3 separate regions of the Homo sapiens genome follow, and regions 1 and 3 are each linked to region 2. The links are chromatin loops, found by intact Hi-C in ENCODE. Cell type or tissue: heart left ventricle. All regions are shown on one strand. Region 1 has its middle 13 kb from the start of MIR570HG. Region 2 has its middle 63 kb from the start of TNK2. Region 3 holds the start of MIR570 (microRNA 570).

Region 1 (8,000 bases), 300 kb before region 2:
CTGAGCGGGCACACGGGCCGGGGTTGCTTCTGTGAGTTTCAGCACCGCTCGCCCTCACCTTCGTGTGCAGGCACATGTGCACAGCCACCTCTCTCAGCTGCCGGCAGGCGTCTGTTAGTCTGCGATATTTTCCTAAAGACCTACATTTTGAAAATTTTAGCCAGTTTCTTTCTCAAATCTGTGGAACAGAGTTTCTCTTAGTGTGTGTGAGTATGTGACGGAGTATGGGAGAGAGAGACACGCACCCAACCTGAAGTCGGCGTGTGAGCCTTGGGTGTGGTGTCTGATACCCACAGATGTTTTTCGGCAGCTTTCAAAGTGTGTGGGTCATTTGCCTTTCAGAAGAACAGTTTGCAGCTCTTTCATTGCCTGACCCTGTTCTTTAATGTGATAACACTTGCTAAATATCTGCTGGTATCTGGTGTGGCCTTTAGAGGTTTTACATTTTTATATTAAAAAAAAAAGAAGTCGGATGGTTTCTTGTAATATGGTGGCCCTCCGTATCCATCGGTTCCACATGTGTGGTTTCAACCAACTATGTACTGAAAATAAAATTGCATCCTTACAAACACGCAGACTTTTTTTTTTCCTTGTCATTGTTCGCTAAGCAACACAGTGTAGCAGCTATTTACCTAGCATTTACATTGTATTAGGTACTATGAGTAATCCTGGAGTTGCTGTACAACTTAAATGTAAAACTTGAAATGAGGATGATTTAAAATATGGAGGAGGATGTGCATAGGTTATATGCAAATACTCTGCCATTTTATATTAGGGACTTGAGCATCCACGGATTTTGGTGTCCGTGGGGGTCCTGGACCCAACCTGCCACGGATACGCAGGGACGACTATTTGGCATAGAGGCCTAATGCTTTTACCAAGGACAGCCGCTGCAGGCTGTGATCCCTGAGACGAGTGTGAGTTCAGTAAGGGCAGAGTTTTTGTTCTGGTTCTCAGCTGTGTCCCAGCACCTGGGATTGTCCCTGGCATACAGTAGATGCTTAGAAAAGATTTGATGAGAGGGTGGCCGTACATGAGGGGAAATTTTCCTCAGTATCAAAACATGTTGAAACTCACACGCTTCCAAGATGACGTATTCTCAGGTCTGCTGCCGTTGCCATTCTCTGCCTTATGTGATGGTGTTCTGTCTTACCAGAGGCTGTGGCCCTGAGAAAGATCACGTCTACCTGCAGCTGCACCACCTACCTCCAGAGCAGCTGGCCATGCCCTTGCCCGGCATTTCAGAGACAGCCATGATCTTCGCTGGTGTGGACGTCACGAAGGAGCCGATCCCTGTCCTCCCCACCGTGCATTATAACATGGACGGCATTCCCACCAGCTACGAGGGGCAGGTGATGGTGCTGGCTTCTCTCCCACAGCTGGAAAGAAGGCTGGGACAATGGGGCCCATCTCGCAGTTGTCTCTTTAGATCTTAGAGGAAGAGACAGATGTTTCCTTCCAGAAAGTACTGTATTGTTTGCTAAATTGCACTTGAAATTTCTATCACTGGAGGATGGAAGGAGGCTTAATAATTTATTCCTCCTTAGTAAACTGTCATAGATACATCATTTGCAGCTTTTCCCATTTTATAATTACTTTCCTATATGATCTTGTGTTATTTCTAATGAGCTTATACATCAAGGGATCTTTATAATTCCTATTTCTAATGATCTTGTACATCGAAGGATCTTTATAATTCATACCTGTGAGTGGTTTGCGGTTCACACAGAGCTTGTCAGTCACTTAGCCTCCTTGTTGGGCGAGGTGGGTGGAAGCTGTTACTTTCCCCGCATAGATGAAGAGGTGAACAGGGGGTAGAAGAGTCTGGAACATCAGTCTCCCCTGCTGATGTTCCTCCACCTGCCGTGCTCCTGGGTCTGAGCTGGAGCACAGGTGGTGAGGGCCTCGGGAACATGGGACACGGGGGACAGTCGCAGATGCTGACATTGGAGGCCCTCTGACCTGCTTGTAACAGCAGGTGCTCAGGGGCAGAGGGGAAACTGGGGTATACATTCGGAAGTTTCCTTCTGAAGAAGAGTAGCTATGGTCCTTACTTCCTTCTTAGATATGGTCTTTACTTCCCTCTCTTTGTTTCTTGGAGATGGAGACTCGCTCTGTCGCTTAGGCTGGAGTGCAATGGCGCGATCTCGGCTCACTGCAACCTCCGCCTCCCAGGTTCAAGCGATTCTTCTGCCTCAGCCTCCCGAGTAGCTGGGATTACAGGCACCTGCCATCATGCCTGGCTAATTTTTATATTTTTAGTTGAGACGGGGTTTCACCATGTTAGCCAGACAGGTCTCGAACCCCTGAACTCAGGTGATCCACCCGCCTCAGCCTCCCAAAGTGCTGGGATTACAAGCGTGAGCCACTGCATGCCCGACCTACTTCCCTCTCTTTCTCTGACCTGCAGCACAGACACCCTGTTGAGGGAGGTGGGCTTGTGGAGGAATGGGCATCTTGACATTTCACCTGAAATCTTCCTTTCCACAGGTCCTGAGGCACGGGAATGGCCAGGATCAGATTGTGCCCAGCCTGTACGCCTGTGGGGAGGCCGCCTGTGCCTCTGCACATGGTGTCAACCGCCTCGGGGCAAACTCGCTGTTGGACCTGGTTGTCTGGTCAGGCATGTGCCCTGAGCATCGCAGAGTCGTGCAGGCCTGGTAAGTGTTTTCTTCAGGACCCAGACTATTTGAGAAGGCGCAGGAGGTTAGTCTTTTTTCTTTTTTTTTGAGACAGGGTCAGCCCAGGCTGGAGTGCAGTGGCACAGTCATAGCAGCCTCAACCTCCCGAGCTCAAGCAGTCCTCAACACCTCAACCTTCAGAGTCCCAAGTAGCTGGGACTACAGATGTGCACCACCACACCTGGCTAATTTAAAAAAATTTTTTTTGGTAGAGACAGGGTCTCACAATATTGCCCAGGCTGGTCTTGAACTCCTAGACTCAAACAGTCTTCTGCCTCAGCTTTCCAAAGTATTGGGATTACAGGCATGAGCCACTGCACCCAGCCAGGTTACAAAGCCTTGATTTCTTACTGGAAATTTGCGTAGTGAGCATATAGAGGTAGTCTGGGTTTTTTCCCCTAGAAGTGATTAAACTGAGAAATCCAGAGATTATATGGTGGTAATGTTGAGACTAGATAGAGGCTGGTTGGGGATCTTAACAGTTAAGGTGACATTTTTGGGGTTACATTTTTTTTTTTTAAATTATTTTGCAGTCATTATTTTCTGTTTAGAAAAAGCACTATTAGGAAGCTGTTATTTTTAGGGGAAGTTCATTACGTATTACTTGCCTGATAAAAATCACTTATTTGCAATGAAATATTTAAAATAGTTGGCATGAATGAATATGTAACTTCTTGGTACTTAGAAAAATAATTTAGGCCATTCTAAAAGTACAACTAACCTCTATTAGAGGAGAAGGGCTGACTTAGAGTGAACAGGATTCCCACCCTCTACGGACAGATTCGATTTCACTTGCTGGTTTTCTTTTCAGGATAGCGTCAAATAATGTGCAGGAAAAGGAATACCGTGTGTGGGAGTGTGAGTCTTATGTGCACGAAGAACAGGACAGTTAGCATCGTTCCCACCTCCAGAGATCCTCACGGTGGTCATGCAGCCTCGTGTGCTCAGAACAGTGTGAGGTGGATGAGGCACTGGTGGATGTTTGCGTGGCAAGGATGGTGGGACCCCAGGCCCACGTTCTTCCCGTTAGCTTTCTCTGGTGTTAACTGTTTAGCATCATTTCTGCTGTTTTTATAGAACAGGCGCTTTTTGCTTTTTGTATGGACTCAAGTGAAATAAAAACTAGCACCGCCGTACCTTATAAACATGACCCTTTTCTATCTGTAGTTAGAAAGGTACAGGCAGTATTAAAAGGGTAGCTACTTCAGACACTGTGTCTCTGTGGATCTGACGACAGCTCAGGAGGCCAGCACATGCAGAGCCGGCGTCTCATCCCCAGCCGTTGCTGATCATCGGCGAAGGCGGAGTTCAGGTGCCTCGCTCCTGACGCCACAGGTTGTGCTTGTCTCACTCCATAGCCCTGCACTTTGTCGCAGTGAGGTCTGATACCACTTCTCTCAGAGCAGTGTAGAAATTTTGAGCTTCTCTTTCTTTGAAAATGCAGAAAAGAACATTTTGTGAGAATACCCTATACTTGACATCTGAGAAACCGCTCACACATGCAGCATCTCACGCAGAATGCTGTGGAGTCGGACTCAAAAGGCTGCACGCCTGTGGTCCTGTTGATAGGACATTCTGGACAAGGCACATCTAGGGAAGAAAAGGGATTGGTGGTTGCCAGAGGCTGTTTCCTGATTGTGCTGAGGCTTACAGACACAGCTCTGTGTGTGTCAAAGTTTGAAAAACCTACATTAAAAATGATGAGTTTATTTTACTGTATCTTTACGCTTTAATTTTTAAAAATGAAAAGGAAAGAAAAAATGCTTGTAGCATCCCTACTTCTCCCCCAACCCCCGACCCCCCCAAAAATATATATATGTGTATTTTTAGACATAGTCTCCCTCTGTCACCCAGGCTTGAGTGCAGTGGTACGATCAGGTGCACGCCACCACATCTGGCTAATTTTTAAAAATGTATTCTAGGGACAGGGTCTCCCTGTGTTGCCCAGGGTGGTCTTGAACTCCTGACCTCAAGTGATCCTCCTGTCTCAGCCTCCCAAAGTGGTTACATGCATCTATCCATGTGTTAAAATCGGTAGAACTGAGGCCGGGTGCAGTGGCTCACACCTATAATCCCACCACTTTGGGAGGCCAAGGCAGGCCGATTGCTTGAGCTCAGGAGTTCGAGACCAGCTTGGGCAAGGTGGTGAAACCCCGTCTCTACCAGAAATACAAAAATTAGCTGGGCATGGTGGCTCACACTTGGGTAGTCCCAGCTACTTGGGAGGCTGAGGTGGGAGGATTGTTGGAGCCTAGAAGGCGGAGGTTGCTGTGAGCCGAGATCACACCACTGCACTCCAGCCTGGGCAACAGAGGGAGGAGACACTGTCTCAAAAAAAAAAAAGAAAAAAGAAACTGTAGAACTGTCCACCGAAAGAAAAAAGTCAATTTTAATGGATGATCAATTTTTAAAGCGTTATAAACAAAAGGAAAAGAGACACCAGCAAGCCTAGAAGCATTTGAGCAGACCGTCAAGAGACCCACAGCCTGGTCCCGAGGAGAGGCGGTAGGCGGGACAGGGCCTGTTTGACTCCTGCATTTCATACCTCCTATCTCCTGCATGTGTTACCTATTGAAGAAAAAATACATATAATTTTATAAAAAAAAAAAACCTTTAAAACTTTTTTCAAGACATCTTGGAAACACAAGAGTTGCAAATCTTGGCCGTGCGCAGCAGCTCACACATGTGATCCCAGCACTTTGGGAGGCTGAGGCAGGTGGCTCACCTGAGGTCAGGAGTTCGAGACCAGCCTGGCCAACATGGTGAAACCCCATCTCTACTGAAAATACAAAAATTAGCCAGGTATGGTTGCAAACTCCTGTAGTCCCATCTACTCCAGAGTCTGAGGCAGGAGGATTGCTTGAACCAGGAGGTGGAGGTTGCAGTGAGCCGAGATGGTGCCACTGCACTCCAGCCTGGGCTACAGAGCAAAATTCCATCTCAAAAAAAAAAAAAAAAAATTGCAAATCTTGAAGTATAGGTGAGAGCACACAACAGTCCAAATCAGCAGGTGACTTGCAAGCACACAGCAGCCACCTTCCTCCCCCTAATGTGAAGGACAGTGGGGCGGCCGGCCCCTTGGGACCACCATCTGGAAGGTGTCATTTTTTCCCGTTAGTGGAGTGACATTTATATACACTTAATGTATATAAATCTGTATACATTTAATTTTTTTTTTTTGTAAGACAGGGTCTCGCTCTGTTGCCCAGGCTGGAGTGCAGTGGCGCGATCTCGGCTCACTGCAACCTCCACCTTTCGGGTTAAAGCAGTTCTCATGCCAGATAATTTTTGTGTTTTTAGTAGAAATGAGGTTTTGCCACGTTGGCCAGGCTGCTCTTGAACTCCTGACCTCAAGTGCTTCACCTACCTCAGCCTCCTAAAGTGCTGGGATTACAGGCGTGAGCCACTGCACCTGGCCTACATTTTAATTTTTTAATTTTAGAGATGATTTCTAGTTTATTCACTCTAAGATCACTTAATGGATATCTACTGTGTGCCAACAGTTTTGCCTTTTATGTCTGTTCTTTAAAATTGGCCCCAACTCAACAGATGGCCTCAGATGTAGGGTGGGTTGGCAGTGTGTTAGCTCAGGAGACTTACACCGTTTCCAGGCTCCTTGAGCGGCTATGCTACATTTTTGTGTGTAGTACTAAATCCATTTGTTTTTTTAAAACGGTTTTCAAAAGTTAAATTCTAGCTCTTTTTGTTGTTGTTTTAGGAGATAAAGTCCCTCCAATTAAACCAAATGCTGGGGAAGAATCTGTCACGAATCTTGACAAATTGAGATTTGCTGATGGAAGAAGCATAAGAACATCGGAACTGCGACTCAGCATGCAGAAGGTAAGAGCCTGGACTCGCTCTGGAGTGAGCAGGCTGGCTGCATACCTGGCCCTGCACTGGTTTTGTTTTTTTAAAAACAGATCTAGGGGGATGCAGGTGCAGCTTTGTGTGGATGTACTGGGAGGTGGTGGAGTCTGGGCTTTTCATGTACCTGTCACCCAAGTCGTGTGTGTTGTACTCAGCAGGTAATTGCTCATCCCCACCCCTCCCGCTTTTTGGAGCCCACAGTCTGTTAGTCCACTCCGTGTGTCCATGTGTACTCACCGTTCAGCTCCCACTTCCAAGGGAGAATGTGTGACACTTGACCTTCTGACTCACTTAGGATAGTGACCTCCCATTCCATCCGTCTGGCTGCAGAAGACATGATTGCATTCTTTTTTTATGGCCAAGTAGTATTTCATGGTATATATGTACCACATTTTCTTTATCCGGTCGTCCGTTGATGGGCACTTAGGTTGATTCCATGACTTTGCTATTGTGACTAGTGCTGCAATAAACATACGAGGCTGCACCAGTATGTGGAGGTAAACAGCAGTAGGACATACTCCTCACTGTATCAAGAATATGAAAGAGACCAGAAGTGCACTTCTTCTCCACATAGAAGGTCAGCAGGCCAGGGCAGAATTAGTGACTGCTTAGCATCCAGGACAGCCTTCTGTGGTTCACTCGTGTGTGCTTGGGCATGACCTCCGTGCCCTGACCGTCGCTGGCTGTCATGGATGAGTCACAGTGTGGAGGAGAGGGAGCCGCAGGACTGCCGGAGAAGCTCCGTCCCCAGCAGGGCAGCTTTCTCTTAGAGGTTTCCTGGAGTTCAACACAACACTGGTGCTTACATCTCAGGCCCAGATATTGATCATGTCATCATGCCTGGCTTCCAGCAGCTCGGAAACGTCTTTAAGCTAGACCTGTTGCTGCCCCTAAATATACTCAGCAGAGAGGGAGAGTGGGCGGCAGGTGGACAGTGATCTGTGCGGCCTGTGCTGCTGGGAGTCGGTCCAGTAGGACCGTCTGTGATGATGGAAATGTTGAGTGTTTGCCGTCCAGTATGGCAGCCATTAGCCATGGGGCCGTGGAGAACCTGATATATAGTCAGTCTAAGAAACTCAATTCCTCTAATAACAAGGATTCTTGTCCATGAATGAGATCTCTTGTCTGCTATTTGCAAGAATTTCTGCGTATTTTCTAGAAAGAAGTCCACTGCTTTAGTCCTATTCTGAAAGGCATTTGGTGTTAGACACAAGAGAACAGGTTCCCTGCTGACAATTTTCAGAGGCCCGTGCCCTTCGGTCTTCAGGTGAGGCTGGGCTTGAGGGAGGTTTTGTGGAACGGTGAGAAGAACAGCGTGACTAAGGCACAGAAGGCTGAGTGATGCCCTGCAGTGCTTTTGTAGGGTTGGAGGCCAGCTGGGAAAGAAGGAACCCTTGCGTTAGAGAATGGGAACATGCCTTAGGATATAGAAATGGCAAATCTGAGATAGTT
Region 2 (8,000 bases):
CCCCGGCGTGCGCGCCCCGTGACTCCTTCCCCGCCTCTGCTCCATTGACGGTCTGCAGCGCACATAGCATCAGGTTCTGCAGCTCCAGGGTCTCCACCAGGTCCGTGTTCCAGACCATTCCTGGGGACACAAAAAGTTCCATCAGGGGCAGGTGGGACCCAGTCACACGGGCCCTCCGAGCTGTCAGCCTGGGCCTGCTAGTCCATGGAGTCACTGGTTGTGGCTTTACAGCTGGGGGCCAGCACCCATCCAGACAGCAAGCATGGAACTAAGTCAGCACTGACGGGACAGACACCAGCCCACCCTGCAGAAGGCAGGGCCCAACAGTGTGCACAGAGCCCACTGTCTGCTCACCCCGGTCAAACGTCTTCAGATGCTTCAGGTCTCCATAGAGCTTGCTGATTTTCCCACAACCTTCTTGCAACAAGCTTCCCACACGGAACACGGCAGCATGATTTTGCGTTGACTGTGGCACAAAATATTATTTGTAAACTTTTAATTCATAGAAGCAGCCATACCAAGAACTGCTTAACTTTTAGACCTGTTGTTTTGCATTTCATTTTATTTATGTAAATTAAACAGAAAAATTAGGAAATTTAGACTATGAGTTTATTACTCTGAACTTAAAAATGAAGTCTTGACTAAAGCTTCTGAATAAATGTTTCTATTATATACATATCTTAGACCCACACACATCCTTTCCAGCGGGATACAGCCAGGATCCAGGACGCCAAGCAGACTGCCTGTGAGGCACCATGTTCCATACGGCTCCACGGCCAACCAGGCAGCGCTGCCTCCCCACACCCCTGGCGGGACTCCTGATGTGGGGTCTGGTGGTGAACGTGACACGAGCCAGCAGCCCTGTGGTGATACACACAAGGAGGAACTGAGCAGAGCCCTGCTGATGGTGGGGTTGGAACCGAAGGTCTTCAAGGAGAGGGAGGGGCGTGGGTGGCTGGGGCCCTTGGCCCATCTGGCTACTGTCTTCTGCCTATTTTGTAGAAGCTCCTTGTACACTGAGTTCCTTCATAGTTTTACTATCACGAGAAACGTGCTGGGAGTGGACCTGAAGTTTACTTAGGTATGCTGGGAACTGGGCATCAGCTTTTGCTTCCTGTGGGACACACAGGCACCACCTCCGTGATCCCTCCTCCTCCTTGCTTCTCCCTCTAACTGTGCTTTGCTCCACTGACCCTAATTGTCTCTTCCTCTACCAATGCACCTTCATGGTTCAATTTGGACATTTCATCTGATTTTCCTTAGACTCATACATAATCGTAACACTGTAATGCACATCAACCTAACGGTTTTTCAGGAAGAACAAATGAAAAAAATTGCATCTCAGAATCTAGTATTACATTCTTTCATGTCCTTCAGCAGCGACGTTTTCGTATCATCTTTTCGTATTTCTGGTTACATTATTTCAAGGCATTTTAAATTTTTTGTTTGAAATGCGAATGAGATATTTACTGATGTCTGAGCAGATTACTGCTGGCACATTGCAAAGCTACTGATTTTTACATACAAATCTCTTATCCACATACCTTACTACATTCTTGTTTTGTTTCTGTTAGTTTTTCCATTTATTCTCTGGAAATTTTTTGGAAATTATATCTGTAAATAATGGAAACTGTATCTATTCCTTTTCAATATTTACTGCCAAGACCAGCTGGGTCATGGAAACCCTAACCCAGTGGCACTAGAGGAAGTAAAGACACACACACAGAAATATAGAGTGTGGAGTGGGAAATCAGGGGTCTCACAGCCTTCAGAGCCAAAAGCCTCAAACAGAGATTTACCCATGTATTTATTGACAGCAAGCCAGTGATAAGACTTACTGAAAGTATTCCTTACAGGAAATAAAGGGATGGGTCTGGCTAGTTATCTGCAGCAGGAGCATGTCCTTAAGGCACAGAGCGCTCATGCTATTGTTTGTGGTTTAAGAACGTCTTAAGAGGTTTTCCGCTCTGGGTGGGCTAGGTGTTCCTTGCCCTCATTACGGTAAACCCATAACCTTCCAGCGTGGGCGTCCTGGCCATCACGAGCATGTCACATGCTGCAGAGATTTTGTTTATGGCCAGTTTATGGCCACATTTGGGGGCCTGTTTCTAACAATTTACCTCATTTCTTTTTTTGATTGTTACTATTAATAGCCAGAGTCAGCAGAAAAATCCCTTCCCCCAACGAAATGCATTTCCGCAAGCATAGGAAGCTCTGTTTGTTCAGTGCTGACTCCGGCACCTCACGGAGCCTGGGATACAGCAGGCACCAAGACACACCTTGTTTGGTGGGAACACTTCTAGTATTCTCACTTCAAACTATCTCAGATTTGCCATTTCTATATCCTAAGGCATGTTCCCATTCTCTAACGCAAGGGTTCCTTCTTTCCCAGCTGGCCTCCAACCCTACAAAAGCACTGCAGGGCATCACTCAGCCTTCTGTGCCTTAGTCACGCTGTTCTTCTCACCGTTCCACAAAGCCTCCCTCAAGCCCAGCCTCACCTGAAGACCGAAGGGCACGGGCCTCTGAAAATGTCAGCAGGGAACCTGTTCTCTTGTGTCTAACACCAAATGCCTTTCAGAATAGGACTAAAGCAGTGGACTTCTTCCTAGAAAATACGCAGCAATTCTTGCAAATAGTAGACAAGAGATTCTCATTCATGGACAAGAATCCTTGTTATTAGAGGAATTCAGTTTCTTAGACTGACTATATATCAGGTTCTCCACGGCCCCATGGCTAATGGCTGCCATACTGGACGGCAGTCAACATTTCCATCATCACAGACGGTCCTACTGGACCGACTCCCAGCAGCACAGGCCACACAGATCACTGTCCACCGGCCGCCCACTCTCCCTCTCTGCTGAGTATATTTAGGGGCAGCAACAGGTCCAGCTTAAAGACGTTTCCGAGCTGCTGGAAGCCAGGCATGAAGACATGATCAATATCTGGGCCTGAGATGTAAGCACCAGTCTTGTGTTGAACTCCAGGAAACCTCTAAGAGAAAGCTGCCCTGCTGGGGACGGAGCTTCTCCGGTGGTCCTGCGGCTCCCTCTCCTCCACGCTGTGACTCATCCATGACAGCCAGCGACGGTCAGGGCACGGCGGTCATGCCCAAGCACACACAAGTGAACCACAGAAGGCTGTCCTGGATGCTAAGCAGTCACTAATTCTGCCCTGGCCTGCTGACCTTCTATGTGGAGAAGAAGTGCACTTCTGGTCTCTTTCATATTCTTGATACAGTGAGGAGTATGTCCTACTGCTGTTTACCTCCAGATACTGGTGCAGCCTCGTATGTTTATTGCAGCACTAGTCACAATAGCAAAGTCATGGAATCAACCTAAGTGCCCATCAACGGACGACCAGATAAAGAAAATGTGGTACATATATACCATGAAATACTACTTGGCCATAAAAAAAGAATGCAATCATGTCTTCCGCAGCCAGACGGATGGAACGGGAGGTCACTATCCTAAGTGAAGTGACTCAGAAGGTCAAGTGTCACACATTCTCCCTTGGAAGTGGGAGCTGAACAGTGAGTACACATGGACACACGGAGTGGACTAACAGAGACTGGGGGCTCCAAAAAGCGGGAGGGGTGGGGATGAGCAATTACCTGCTGAGTACAACACACACGACTTGGGTGACGGGTACATGAAAAGCCCAGACTCCACCACCTCCCAGTACATCCACACAAAGCTGCACCTGCATCCCCCTAGATCTGTTTTTAAAAAAACAAAACCAGTGCAGGGCCAGGTATGCAGCCAGCCTGCTCACTCCAGAGCGAGTCCAGGCTCTTACCTTCTGCATGCTGAGTCGCAGTTCCGATGTTCTTATGCTTCTTCCATCAGCAAATCTCAATTTGTCAACATTCGTGACAGATTCTTCCCCAGCATTTGGTTTAATTGGAGGGACTTTATCTCCTAAAACAACAACAAAAAGAGCTAGAATTTAACTTTTGAAAACCGTTTTAAAAAAACAAATGGATTTAGTACGACACACAAAAATGTAGCATAGCCGCTCAAGGAGCCTGGAAACTGTGTAAGTCTCCTGAGCTAACACACTGCCAACCCACCCTACATCTGAGGCCATCTGTTGAGTTGGGGCCAATTTTAAAGAACAGACATAAAAGGCAAAACTGTTGGCACACAGTAGATATCCATTAAGTGATCTTAGAGTGAATAAACTAGAAATCATCTCTAAAATTAAAAAATTAAAATGTAGGCCGGGTGCAGTGGCTCACGCCTGTAATCCCAGCACTTTAGGAGGCTGAGGTAGGTGAAGCACTTGAAATCAGGAGTTCAAGAGCAGCCTGGCCAACGTGGCAAAACCTCATTTCTACTAAAAACACAAAAATTATCTGGCATGAGAACTGCTTCAACCCGAAAGATGGAGGTTGCAGTGAGCCGAGATCGCGCCACTGCACTCCAGCCTGGGCAACAGAGCGAGACCCTGTCTTACAAAAAAAAAAAAATTAAATGTATACAGATTTATATACATTAAGTGTATATAAATGTCACTCCACTAACGGGAAAAAATGACACCTTCCAGATGGTGGTCCCAAGGGGCCGGCCGCCCCACTGTCCTTCACATTAGGGGGAGGAAGGTGGCTGCTGTGTGCTTGCAAGTCACCTGCTGATTTGGACTATTGTGTGCTCTCATCTATACTTCAAGATTTGCAATTTTTTTTTTTTTTGAGATGGAATTTTGCTCTGTAGCCCAGGCTGGAGTGCGGTGGCACCATCTCGGCTCACTGCAACCTCCACCTCCTGGTTCAAGCAATCCTCCTGCCTCAGACTCTGGAGTAGATGGGACTACAGGAGTTTGCAACCATACCCGGCTAATTTTTGTATTTTCAGTAGCGATAGGGTTTCACCATGTTGGCCAGGCTGGTCTCGAACTCCTGACCTCAGGTGAGCCACCTGCCTCAGCCTCCCAAAGTGCTGGGATCACATGTGTGAGCTGCTGCACAAGGCCAAGATTTGCAACTCTTGTGTTTCCAAGATGTCTTGAAAAAAGTTTTAAAGGTTTTTTTTTTTTTATAAAATTATATATATTTTTTCTTCAATAAGTAACACATGCAGGAGATAGGAGGTATGAAATGCAGGAGTCCAACAGGCCCTGTCCCGCCTACCGCCTCTCCTCGGGACCAGGCTGTGGGTCTCTTGACGGTCTGCTCAAATGCTTCTAGGCTTGCTGGTGTCTCTTTTCCTTTTGTTTATAACGCTTTAAAAATTGATCATCCATTAAAATTGACTTTTTTCTTTCGGTGGACAGTTCTACAGTTTCTTTTTTCTTTTTTTTTTCTTTTTTTGAGACAGTGTCTCCTCCCTCTGTTGCCCAGGCTGGAGTGCAGTGGTGCGATCTCGGCTCACAGCAACCTCCGCCTTCTAGGCTCCAACAATCCTCCCACCTCAGCCTCCCAAGTAGCTGGGACTACCCAAGTGTGAGCCACCATGCCCAGCTAATTTTTGTATTTTTGGTAGAGACGGGGTTTCACCACCTTGCCCAAGCTGGTCTCGAACTCCTGAGCTCAAGCAATCGGCCTGCCTTGGCCTCCCAAAGTGGTGGGATTATAGGTGTGAGCCACTGCACCCGGCCTCAGTTCTACCGATTTTAACACATGGATAGATGCATGTAACCACTTTGGGAGGCTGAGACAGGAGGATCACTTGAGGTCAGGAGTTCAAGACCACCCTGGGCAACACAGGGAGACCCTGTCCCTAGAATACATTTTTAAAAATTAGCCAGATGTGGTGGCGTGCACCTGATCGTACCACTGCACTCAAGCCTGGGTGACAGAGGGAGACTATGTCTAAAAATACACATATATATATTTTTTGGGGGGGTCGGGGGTTGGGGGAGAAGTAGGGATGCTACAAGCATTTTTTCTTTCCTTTTCATTTTTAAAAATTAAAGCGTAAAGATACAGTAAAATAAACTCATCATTTTTAATGCAGGTTTTTCAAACTTTGACACACACAGAGCTGTGTCTGTAAGCCTCAGCACAATCAGGAAACAGCCTCTGGCAACCACCAATCCCTTTTCTTCCCTAGATGTGCCTTGTCCAGAATGTCCTATCAATAGGACCACAGGCGTGCAGCCTTTTGAGTCCGACTCCACAGCATTCTGCGTGAGATGCTGCATGTGTGAGCGGTTTCTCAGATGTCAAGTATAGGGTATTCTCACAAAATGTTCTTTTCTGCATTTTCAAAGAAAGAGAAGCTCAAAATTTCTACACTGCTCTGAGAGAAGTGGTATCAGACCTCACTGCGACAAAGTGCAGGGCTATGGAGTGAGACAAGCACAACCTGTGGCGTCAGGAACGAGGCACCTGAACCCCGCCTTCGCCGATGATCAGCAACGGCTGGGGATGAGACGCCGGCTCTGCATGTGCTGGCCTCCTGAGCTGTCGTCAGATCCACAGAGACACAGTGTCTGAAGTAGCTACCCTTTTAATACTGCCTGTACCTTTCTAACTACAGATAGAAAAGGGCGCACGTTTATAAGGTACGGCGGTGCTAGTTTTTATTTCACTTGAGTCCATACAAAAAGCAAAAAGCGCCTGTTCTATAAAAACAGCAGAAATGATGCTAAACAGTTAACACCAGAGAAAGCTAACGGGAAGAACATGGGCCTGGGGTCCCACCATCCTTGCCACGCAAACATCCACCAGTGCCTCATCCACCTCACACTGTTCTGAGCACACGAGGCTGCATAACAACCGTGAGGATCTCTGGAGGTGGGAACGATGCTAACTGTCCTGTTCTTCGCGCCCTAAGAACAGGGCACTAAGACCCTGTCTCAAAAAAAAAGAAAAAAGACTAACCTCCTGCGCCTTCTCAAATAGTCTGGGTCCTGAAGAAAACACTTACCAGGCCTGCACGACTCTGCGATGCTCAGGGCACATGCCTGACCAGACAACCAGGTCCAATAGCGAGTTTGCCCCGAGGCGGTTGACACCATGTGCAGAGGCACAGGCGGCCTCCCCACAGGCGTACAGGCCGGGCACAATCTGATCCTGGCCATTCCCGTGCCTCAGGACCTGTGGAAAGGAAGATTTCAGGTGAAATGTCAAGATGCCCATTCCTCCACAAGCCCACCTCCCTCAACAGGGTGTCTGTGCTGCAGGTCAGAGAAAGAGAGGGAAGTAGGTCGGGCATGCAGTGGCTCACGCTTGTAATCCCAGCACTTTGGGAGGCTGAGGCGGGTGGATCACCTGAGTTCAGGGGTTCGAGAACTGTCTGGCTAACATGGTGAAACCCCGTCTCAACTAAAAATACAAAAATTAGCCAGGCATGATGGCGGGTGCCTGTAATCCCAGCTACTCGGGAGGCTGAGGCAGAAGAATCGCTTGAACCTGGGAGGCGGAGGTTGCAGTGAGGCGAGATCGCGCCATTGCACTCCAGCCTAAGTGACAGAGCGAGTCTCCATCTCCAAGAAACAAAGAGACGGAAGTAAAGACCGTATCTAAGAAGGAAGTAAGGACCATAGCTACTCTTCTTCAGAGGGAAACTTCCGAATGTATACCCCAGTTTCCCCTCTGCCCCTGAGCACCTGCTGTTACAAGCAGGTCAGAGGACCTCCAATGTCAGCATCTGCGACTGTCCCCCGTGTCCCATGTTCCCGAGGCCCTCACCACCTGTGCTCCAGCTCAGACCCAGGAGCACGGCAGGTGGAGGAACATCAGCAGGGGAGACTGATGTTCCAGACTCTTCTACCCCCTGTTCACCTCTTCATCTATGCGGGGAAAGTAACAGCTTCCACCCACCTCGCCCAACAAGGAGGCTAAGTGACTGACAAGCTCTGTGTGAACCGCAAACCACTCAAAGGTATGAATTATAAAGATCCCTCGATGTACAAGATCATTAGAAATAGCAATTATAAAGATCCCTTGATGTATAAGCTCATTAGAAATAACACAAGATCATATAGGAAAGTAATTATAAAATGGGAAAAGCTGCAAATGATGTATCTATGACAGTTTACTTAGGAGGAATAAA
Region 3 (8,000 bases), 280 kb before region 2:
CAAAGGCACCAAAAAGGTGAGCTGTGAGTAAGATATTCAGACCTGCACCATCCCAAGCAGTAGCCACAGTGGCAAGTAGCCTCCTCACTGGACAGTGCAGCTACGGAATGATGCCATCACCGGAAAGTTCCATCAGCCAGCACCGATGCAGACCTTTGCAACTGCCCCTCACGCTGGACAGCACCTGTTTGATAGATTGTCCACTACGCAGTGAAAAGCCTGGGTGAAAAGCGGTATTTGGTAGAAGAGCAAAAAGGGGAAAAAAATTAAAAGTAGTAGGTCATTGTCCGCCAAACTGAATTCTGGCAGAAGAATGTTGGAAGCAAGATGGGAGCCACAGGAGAAAGTATCCTTGTCCCAAGACAGGAGGGGGTGCCAGGCATGGTTGGCTCTGTGCCTGGAATTCTATGGCCGGAATCTGGAAAAAGGAAAAGTGACTGGAAAAGGAAAGATTCTGTGTGCTTATGTCAAGATGCAGCCGTCCGTGATCCTGAGAAAATAAGTGAACAAAGTGGCTTTGGAGGGACGCTGTTGGATACACAAACAGATACAATGTGCACTTGCTATGCTTGTTCACACAAAGGACAGGATGGTCATCTGTTCATTGAACAACTACCTGTCGAGGGCCTATATGTGCCAAAGACATCAGATGAACAAGAGGGTGCACTGTGGAAAGCCTCAGGAACACAAGCGCCCAGAAACATTTAGAAAAATTCTAAGGAAAACAGAAAAGGCATTTTCAGATTAGCTCATAGAAATGAGACCAAAGGAAAGACTGGCCCAGTATTTGGATACATTATGTGATAAACCTTAACACAGGGAGGAAAGTGTTATCTTTCAATTAATTTCTCAACTTCTGGAGACCTTAGAACAGACCTGGCTAGGAGGAAATTGAATCCGAGGCAGGTGAGGACATAGTGGTGCCTCGATGCTTCCAGTGATTGCGTCAGCAGAACCAGGGGTGGGAGATGATCTCTCTTTTTGTTGGCAGATGGTGGTGTCTGCTGTAGCTTTGTCCCCTGGTGACGGGACTCAGGCAGTAACCCCCATCATTGGCAATACCCCCACCTCTGAGAATGTGGAGAGGACTTGTGAAGACAATGTTGTCCCAAGCAGCACAGCCCAGGTGCTGACAGGATTCAGAGTTAGAGCTTTCTTAGAGGTCAGGGTTGCGGAAGAGGCAGGGACTGCAGCTGCATAGTTTGTATATGTATCAGGCTAGTATCTTTTGTTCTAGACTCATCCATTTGTACATTCATATGAGTATGCATGCATGGTGTTTTTTCTTTTTCTTTTTCTTTTTTTTTTTTTTTTTGAGATGGAGTCTTGCTGTGTCACCCAGGCTGGAGTGCAGTGGCATAATCTTGCTTGACTGCAAGCTCCGCATTCCGGGTTCAAGAGATTCTCCTGCCTCAGCCTTCCGAGTAGCTGGGATTACAGGTGCCTGCCACCACACTTGGCTAATTTTTGTATTTTTAGTAGAGATGGGGGTTTCACCATGTTGGCCAGGCTGGTGTCGAACTCCTGACCTCAGTGATCCACCTGCCTTGGCCTCCCAAAGTGCTGGGATTACAGGCATTAGCCACTGCGCCCAGCCGTATGTCTCCATCTTTTTATTTCTTGCAATGTGTTGTTAAAGAAGTCAGGTGGTATGTGTACACAAGTAACGTATACTTGTTGAATATTTCTTATTTATCATACCCTGTCTCGTTCCAAAAGGATTTTACATGACTTATAATTTTAATATAATCCGGGGGAGATGGGCAGATTCAGCTCTGGGAGGCCAGCAGAATGGCTTTTAGGTCCTCCTTGGATTCAGAAAATACTTCTTGAAAGATATTTGAGGTAAATCTTACAGGATTAGAGGTTAGCCAGATGAAAAGAAATCAAGAGAGGAGAGAGGAGCCCCCACAAAGGACTGACCCAGGGCAATAACGGGGAAAGAACTTGGAGGTACAGAGGCAGACCTTGGTGTTTCCCAGGGTGTGGGACGTTGGGGGTAGTAAGGCTGGAGTGGGTAGAGGAAAGGGCTAGGGTGACACCACGGGGTATTAGGTGGAACTGAGGGAAACAGAAATAGGAGCAGAGAAAAGGGAATGAGAACGGGAAAGAGGGAGGTGGGAAATAGAAGAGGGAGTTTCCAAACAGCAACAACAACAGAAACAAGTGTTTTGGGTTGTGGAGCGTTTGCCCTGCAGAGAGCTGGGTCTGCCCTTGTCCCTTTTGGGGATTATGAATCAGTGCGTGGAGCCGCGCGGCCACATCCACCATTCACTTGCACTTGAGTGACAGCCAAGCTACAGTCATGAATACGTTTCTTTCTTTTTACAGAAGAACAGTAAATTGACTTTATTCCTTATAAAGGTGATACTGGAGAATGTGACATAGATTTGCTGGCACATGGGTTTCCTATGAGCAAACCCCAGAATTGGACACACGTATCTGGTGCTGCATTGGAATCATCCCAAAAAACCAAGGCTTGCATTGCATATCTATCTGCTGTCTGCTGAAGGAGCCCTGTCTGTGTGCCCAAGGAAGTGACATCCTTGCCAAGGGCTGTCCCTGTCGCAGGAGATGAAGGAGCCCTGTCTATGTGCTCAAGGACAGTGGCTTCCTTGCCAAGGGCTGTCCCTGTTGCAGGAGATGAAGGAGCCCTGTCTATGTGCTCAAGGACAGTGGCTTCCTTGCCAAGGGCTGTCCCTGTTGCAGGAGATGAAGGAGCCCTGTCTATGTGCTCAAGGGCAGTGGCTTCCTTGCCAAGGGCTGTCCCTGTTGCAGGAGATGAAGGAGCCCTGTCTATGTGCTCAAGGACAGTGGCTTCCTTGCCAAGGGCTGTATCTGTTGCAGGAGATGAAGGAGCCCTGTGTGCCTGAGGACAGTGGCTTCCTTGCCAAGGGCTGTCCCTGTAGCAGGGGAAAGCCTTTCAGGACCCTTTCTTAGAGAAATAGGTCTCAAAGTGAATGAATATACCTCCTCACATACTCACCAAGCAGCCTGCAGAGGATACAGCTTTCCATGTGGCTCAGGGAACAGTTGATATCAACAGTCTCTCAATTCCTTTATTATTATTATTATTATACTTTAAGTTCTGGGATACATGTGCAGAACGTGCAGCGTTGTTACATAGGTATATATGTGCCATGGTGGTTTGCTGCACCCATCAACCTGTCATCTACATTGGGTATTTCTCCTAATGCTATCCCTCCCCTTGCCCCCAACCTCCCAACAGGCACCGGTGTGTGATGTTCCCCTCCCTGTGTCCATATGTTCTCATTGTTCAACTTCCACTTATGAGTGAGAACATGCAGTGTTTGGTTTTCTGTTCCTGTGTTAGTTTGCTGAGAATGATGGTTTCCAGTGTCATCCATGATCCTGCAAAGGACATGAACTCATCCTTTTTTATGGCTGCATAGTATTCCATGGTGTCTATGTGCCACATTTTCTTTAACCAGTCTGTCATTGATGGGCATTTGGGTTGGTTCCAAGTCTTTGCTATTGTGAATAGTGCCGCAATAAACATACATGTGCTCGGGGCTGGGCGCGGTGGCTCAAACCTGTAATCCCAGCACTTTGGGAGGCTGAGGCGGGTGGATCACGAGGTCAGGAGATCAAGACCATTCTGGCCAACATGGTGAAACCCCTTCTCTAGTAAAATGCAAAAAATTAGCTGGGCGTGGTGGTGTGTGCCTGTAGTTCCAGCTACTCAGGAGGCTGAGGCAAGAGAATCGCTTGAACCCGGGAGGTGGAGGTTGCAGTGAGCCGAGACCGTGCCACTGCACTCCAGCCTGGCAACAGAGCAAGACTCCGTCTCAAAAATAATAAATAAACATACGTGTGCATGTGTCTTTACAGTAGAATGATTTATAATCCTTTGGGTATATACCCAGTAATGGGATGGCTGGGTCAAATGGTATTTCTAGTTCTAGATCCTTGAGGAATCGCCACACTGTCTTCCACAATGGTTGAACTAATTTGCACTCCCACCAACAGTGTAAAACTATTCCTATTTCTCTACATCCTCTCCAGCATCTGTTGTTTCCTGACTTTTTAATGATCACCATTCTAACTGGTGTGAGATGATATCTCATTGTGGTTTTGATTTGCATTTCTCTAATGATCAGTGACGATGAGTTTTTTTCATGTTTGTTGGCTGCATAAATGTCTTGAGAAGTGTCTGTTCATATCCTTTGCACACTTTCTGATGGGGTTGTTTGTTCTTGTAAATTTACTTAAGTTCCTTGTAAATTCTGGATATTAGCCCTTTGTCGGATGGATAGATTGCAAAAATTTTCTTCCATTCTGTAGGTTGCCTGTTCACTCTGCCTGGTCATATGCAGAAAACCGAAACTAGACCCCTTGCTGACACTTATACAAAAATTAACTCAAGATGCATTAAAGATTTAAACGTGAGACCTAAAACCAGAAAAATCCTAGAAGAAAACCTAGGCAACACCATTGAGGACGTAAGCATGGGCAAAGACTTCATGACTAAAACACCAAAAGAAATGGCAACAAAAGCCAAAATTGACAAAAGGTATCTAATGAAACTAGAGAGCTTCTGCACAGCATGACTGTATTTCAGTGCACGTTTACCACCGAGCTCTTAACGCTCCACCACTGTCCTGTGTCATTAGGATCCCAGCTCTGCAGCCATTCCTCTAGTTGGGCCTGGGTCGGCTCTGGGATGCCGCGGGGGGGCCGGTCGGCGGCGGAGGGGCCAGTGGGGACCCGGGGCAGGGGCGGAGACCCCTCCCACTGCACATCCCACTGCCTGGGTATCTGGCCCCCAACCGGCCTGCCCGCTGCTCCCACCTCCCATGGTGGGTCGGGGGCTGAGGGCTGGGGACTGGGGCAGGGTACCCCAAATATCTCTCGGTGGCGATCGCTCAGTCCGTGCAGTCCATCCAGCTCCTGCATTGTCCGTCCTACCAATAACCTCTCACTTGCAATTCTCAGCCCCTTCCTGCATTGTCTCCCTGTGAGACCTACTAGAACCCCCGCCTTTCACACTGCTGACCTGCTGGGGGAAAATGCACAGAGGCAGAGACGAGGCCACGCGGGAGTCCTGATCTCTAACCCCAGCCGGTCTCAGGCCTTGCCGAGGCAACGCTGCTTCCCCAGACACTCTCCCTTTCCCATTCTTTTTTTTTTTTTTTTTTGAGTTGGAGTCTCGCTTTGCCACCCAGTCTGGAGTGCAGCGGCGCGATCTCAGCTCACTGCACCCTCCACCTCCTGGGTTCAAGCGATTCTCCTGCCTCAGCCTCCCAAGTAGCTGGGATTACAGGCACACACCACCATGCCTGGCTAATTTTTGTATTTTTAGTAGAGATGGGGTTACACCATGTTGGCCAGGCTGGTCTCAAATGCCCGACTTCAGGTGATCCACCCGCCTCGAGCTCCCAAAGTGCTGGGATTACAGGCGTGAGCCATCGCGCCTGCCTTTACTTTCCCATTCTTAACGCCTCCCGTTTCAGACCTGTCCCCTTTTCCCCGCATTTCTGACTGTCACGGCACATCACAACCAGCAGACAGGGCTTCCCCTATTTCACAGGAGAAATAGAAGCCATCAGATGGGACCTCCTTCAAAGTCCTGCCACCAAACCTCAGCATGTACCTGGACCCACATGTATCCTCTTTTCCTTTGGGATTGAATTAGAGAGGTGCCGCTCGAAACCCGCTCCTGGGTGGGAGTCTTGGCTCTATCAGTTATGCCTCTATTCTGTATGTTTAACCTCGCCCTCGTAGGGGCATAAAACAGCATTTAAACAGGATCAAGCTTTCCATTTTAAAACTCCATACACTCCCTTAATTTCATCTCCTCCTCCACCTACTGCCCCATGTCTCTCCCTCTTCCTGGCTAAACGTCTCAAAAAAGTGGATACACTTTCTGTCAACTCCTAAACACTCCTCACGCTCATTTGGCCTCTGCTCCTCCCTTCCTCCTCCCACTTCATTGGAACTACTTCTGCCAAAGAGGATCCCTGAGTCAGCCTGACTGGTAACCCCAATGGACTCTACTCAATATGCAACATCCTTCACTTCTTAGCAGAGTTTGAAACAGCCTGACTCTCCTCTTCTGGCAACATTCTTTTCCTTGGTTTGGGGACGCTGTACTGTTCTGGTTTTGCCCCTCCCTCCGAGCATTCCTTGTGTTTGTCCTGGCCCATTTTCTCCTCTCATTCTACATCCTCTCCCCGGGGATTTTAGCTTCTCTCACGGCTCAGGTTACCATCTCCATAGTGATGACTATCAAATTCTGTACCTCATTTCCAGAGGCTCCTGACAGACTTGCTTGGTCAATATACTACTGGACATATTCATGAGACTGTCTCACACAGGCATCTCGAACCCAGTGTGTCCCACAATTCTCTTCCTATCCATGCCTGTTCCTCTTCCACTGCCTCATATGTCGGTGACTGTCCACCTTCTCTCTCTCTCCCCCTCTCCGTTTGGCTCATAGGAAAAGTGTCACCAAGGGCTGTAAGTGCAGATTTCTAATTATCCCCTAAATTTGAACATTTTTCCTCTCGAAAGTGTATGGCCATTACCCTATTACAGATCAACATCTTCAATCACTGGAATGATGGCAATAATCTAATTGGGTTCATTTTATCCTCTATCTAACAATGACAACTCATTGCCTACACAGCAGGTAGAAGGAGTTTGTTTTCAGAATTGCCCTCTGACCTATTTAAGACGCTCAGATATTCCCTGAGGCTCCTTGGCCTGGCCACAAAGGCCCTACACATTCTGGCTGCTTCCTCCTTTCCAGCATCCTCTCTCACGTCTCCTCTCCTCAGTTCCACCCTCAGGAGGCACCAGAATTCCTCACTTCTTTGACTACAAGGCACCGTCTTACTCCCAAGACCAGTGAATCCGAAGGTGGACCACCAGCTGAGGGACTAGATTCCAGACTGAATAGAACAACTTTCCCTGTCTCTCCACATAAAGTGTGTTTGTTTTTCCTCTTACAGGTTTCCTTAATGACAACAAAAAAGGGAGTAATCCTACCCACTGTAAGAGTCATGACTCTTGATTGCAGCTGACAGAAACTCATGACAGCCTGCTTTAGATGAAGGGGGAGAGAAGGACTGGAAGAATCTTGGAGTTGGGAATGTCACACGTAATTGAAGGAAGAACAAGAAAACTATAGTAAAGAACCCTGGGGTGGTGATGTAGTCATGGGCCAAGTGTCCTGGAACCCTGGGGTGGTGATGTAGTTGTGGGCCAAGTGTCCTGGAACCCTGGGGTGGTGATGTAGTCATGGGCCAAGTGTCCTGGAACCCTGGGGTGGTGATGTAGTTGTGGGCCAAGTGTCCTGGGTTTTGGGTGGAGAAAGAGTCCCCTAGATAAGTTATTAGGTGGGTGCAAAGGTAATTGCAGTTTTTCCCATTATTTTAATTGCGAAAACAGCAATTACCTTTGCACCAACCTGATGGAGTCCCCCTTGCCATGCTTCTCTCTGTGAAAAACCCCAAGCCGAAGTCAGCATAACATCCACAGGACTCTATGTTTGCAAAAGCCAGCTTAGCTATATTACATGTATAAGCACATTTTTTCAATAAGTCAGCCTTAGCTTACTGTAACTTTTTAACTTTATAAACTTAGTATTTTAACTTTTTAAACTTTTTTGTTGAAAACTAAGACACAAAAACACATGTTAGCCTAGATCCACACAGGGTCAGGGTCATCAGTATCACTGTCTTCCACCTCCACATTTTGTCTCTCTGGAAGGTCTTCAGGGGCAATAACACACATGGAGCTGTCATCGCCTGTGGTAACAATGCCTTCTACAGTACTTCCCAAAGGGCCTGCTAGTTCACTTAATTCTTTTATAGAGAGAAGGAGTACACTCTAAAACACTGATCAATAGTATATTATAGTAAATACATAAACCAGGAACACATTTATTATCATTATCACGTATTGTGTATTGTACAGAATGGTGTGTGCTGTGCTATCCAGGAACACATTTATTATCATTATCAAGTATTGTGTAC

Evidence for each region. Peaks named below come from ENCODE experiments on the same cell type or tissue, not always from the same donor. Only the 100,000 strongest peaks of a DNase experiment are listed, where the experiment ranks them.
Region 1: it touches region 2 in a loop (11-fold over the local background); 14 of 110 quality-filtered maps call a loop at or near these places.
Region 3: it touches region 2 in a loop (9-fold over the local background); 6 of 110 quality-filtered maps call a loop at or near these places.

Annotation. Positions count from the first base shown.
Region 1 is chr3:195,671,328-195,679,327 of GRCh38, forward strand. It overlaps the pseudogene SDHAP2. Among named protein-coding and RNA genes, the nearest start is that of MIR570HG, 13 kb to the right of the region's middle. In heart left ventricle, no CTCF peak of the experiment used is centred here; no DNase peak of the experiment used is centred here.
Region 2 is chr3:195,967,525-195,975,524 of GRCh38, forward strand. It overlaps the pseudogene SDHAP1. Among named protein-coding and RNA genes, the nearest start is that of TNK2, 63 kb to the left of the region's middle. RefSeq lists enhancers at 1-207, 208-708 and a silencer at 4,297-4,529. In heart left ventricle, no CTCF peak of the experiment used is centred here; DNase peaks (open chromatin) are centred at 785, 2,851, 3,067 and 6,977.
Region 3 is chr3:195,692,056-195,700,055 of GRCh38, forward strand. The region is part of intron 2 of MIR570HG (MIR570 host gene); the gene reads left to right. MIR570 (microRNA 570) reads left to right here and starts at 7,346; the gene lies at 7,346-7,442. LOC124909477 (a long non-coding RNA gene) reads left to right here and starts at 4,490. Exons shown (of 2, transcript XR_007096227.1): 1 at 4,490-4,534; 2 at 6,975-7,015. In heart left ventricle, no CTCF peak of the experiment used is centred here; a DNase peak (open chromatin) is centred at 4,783.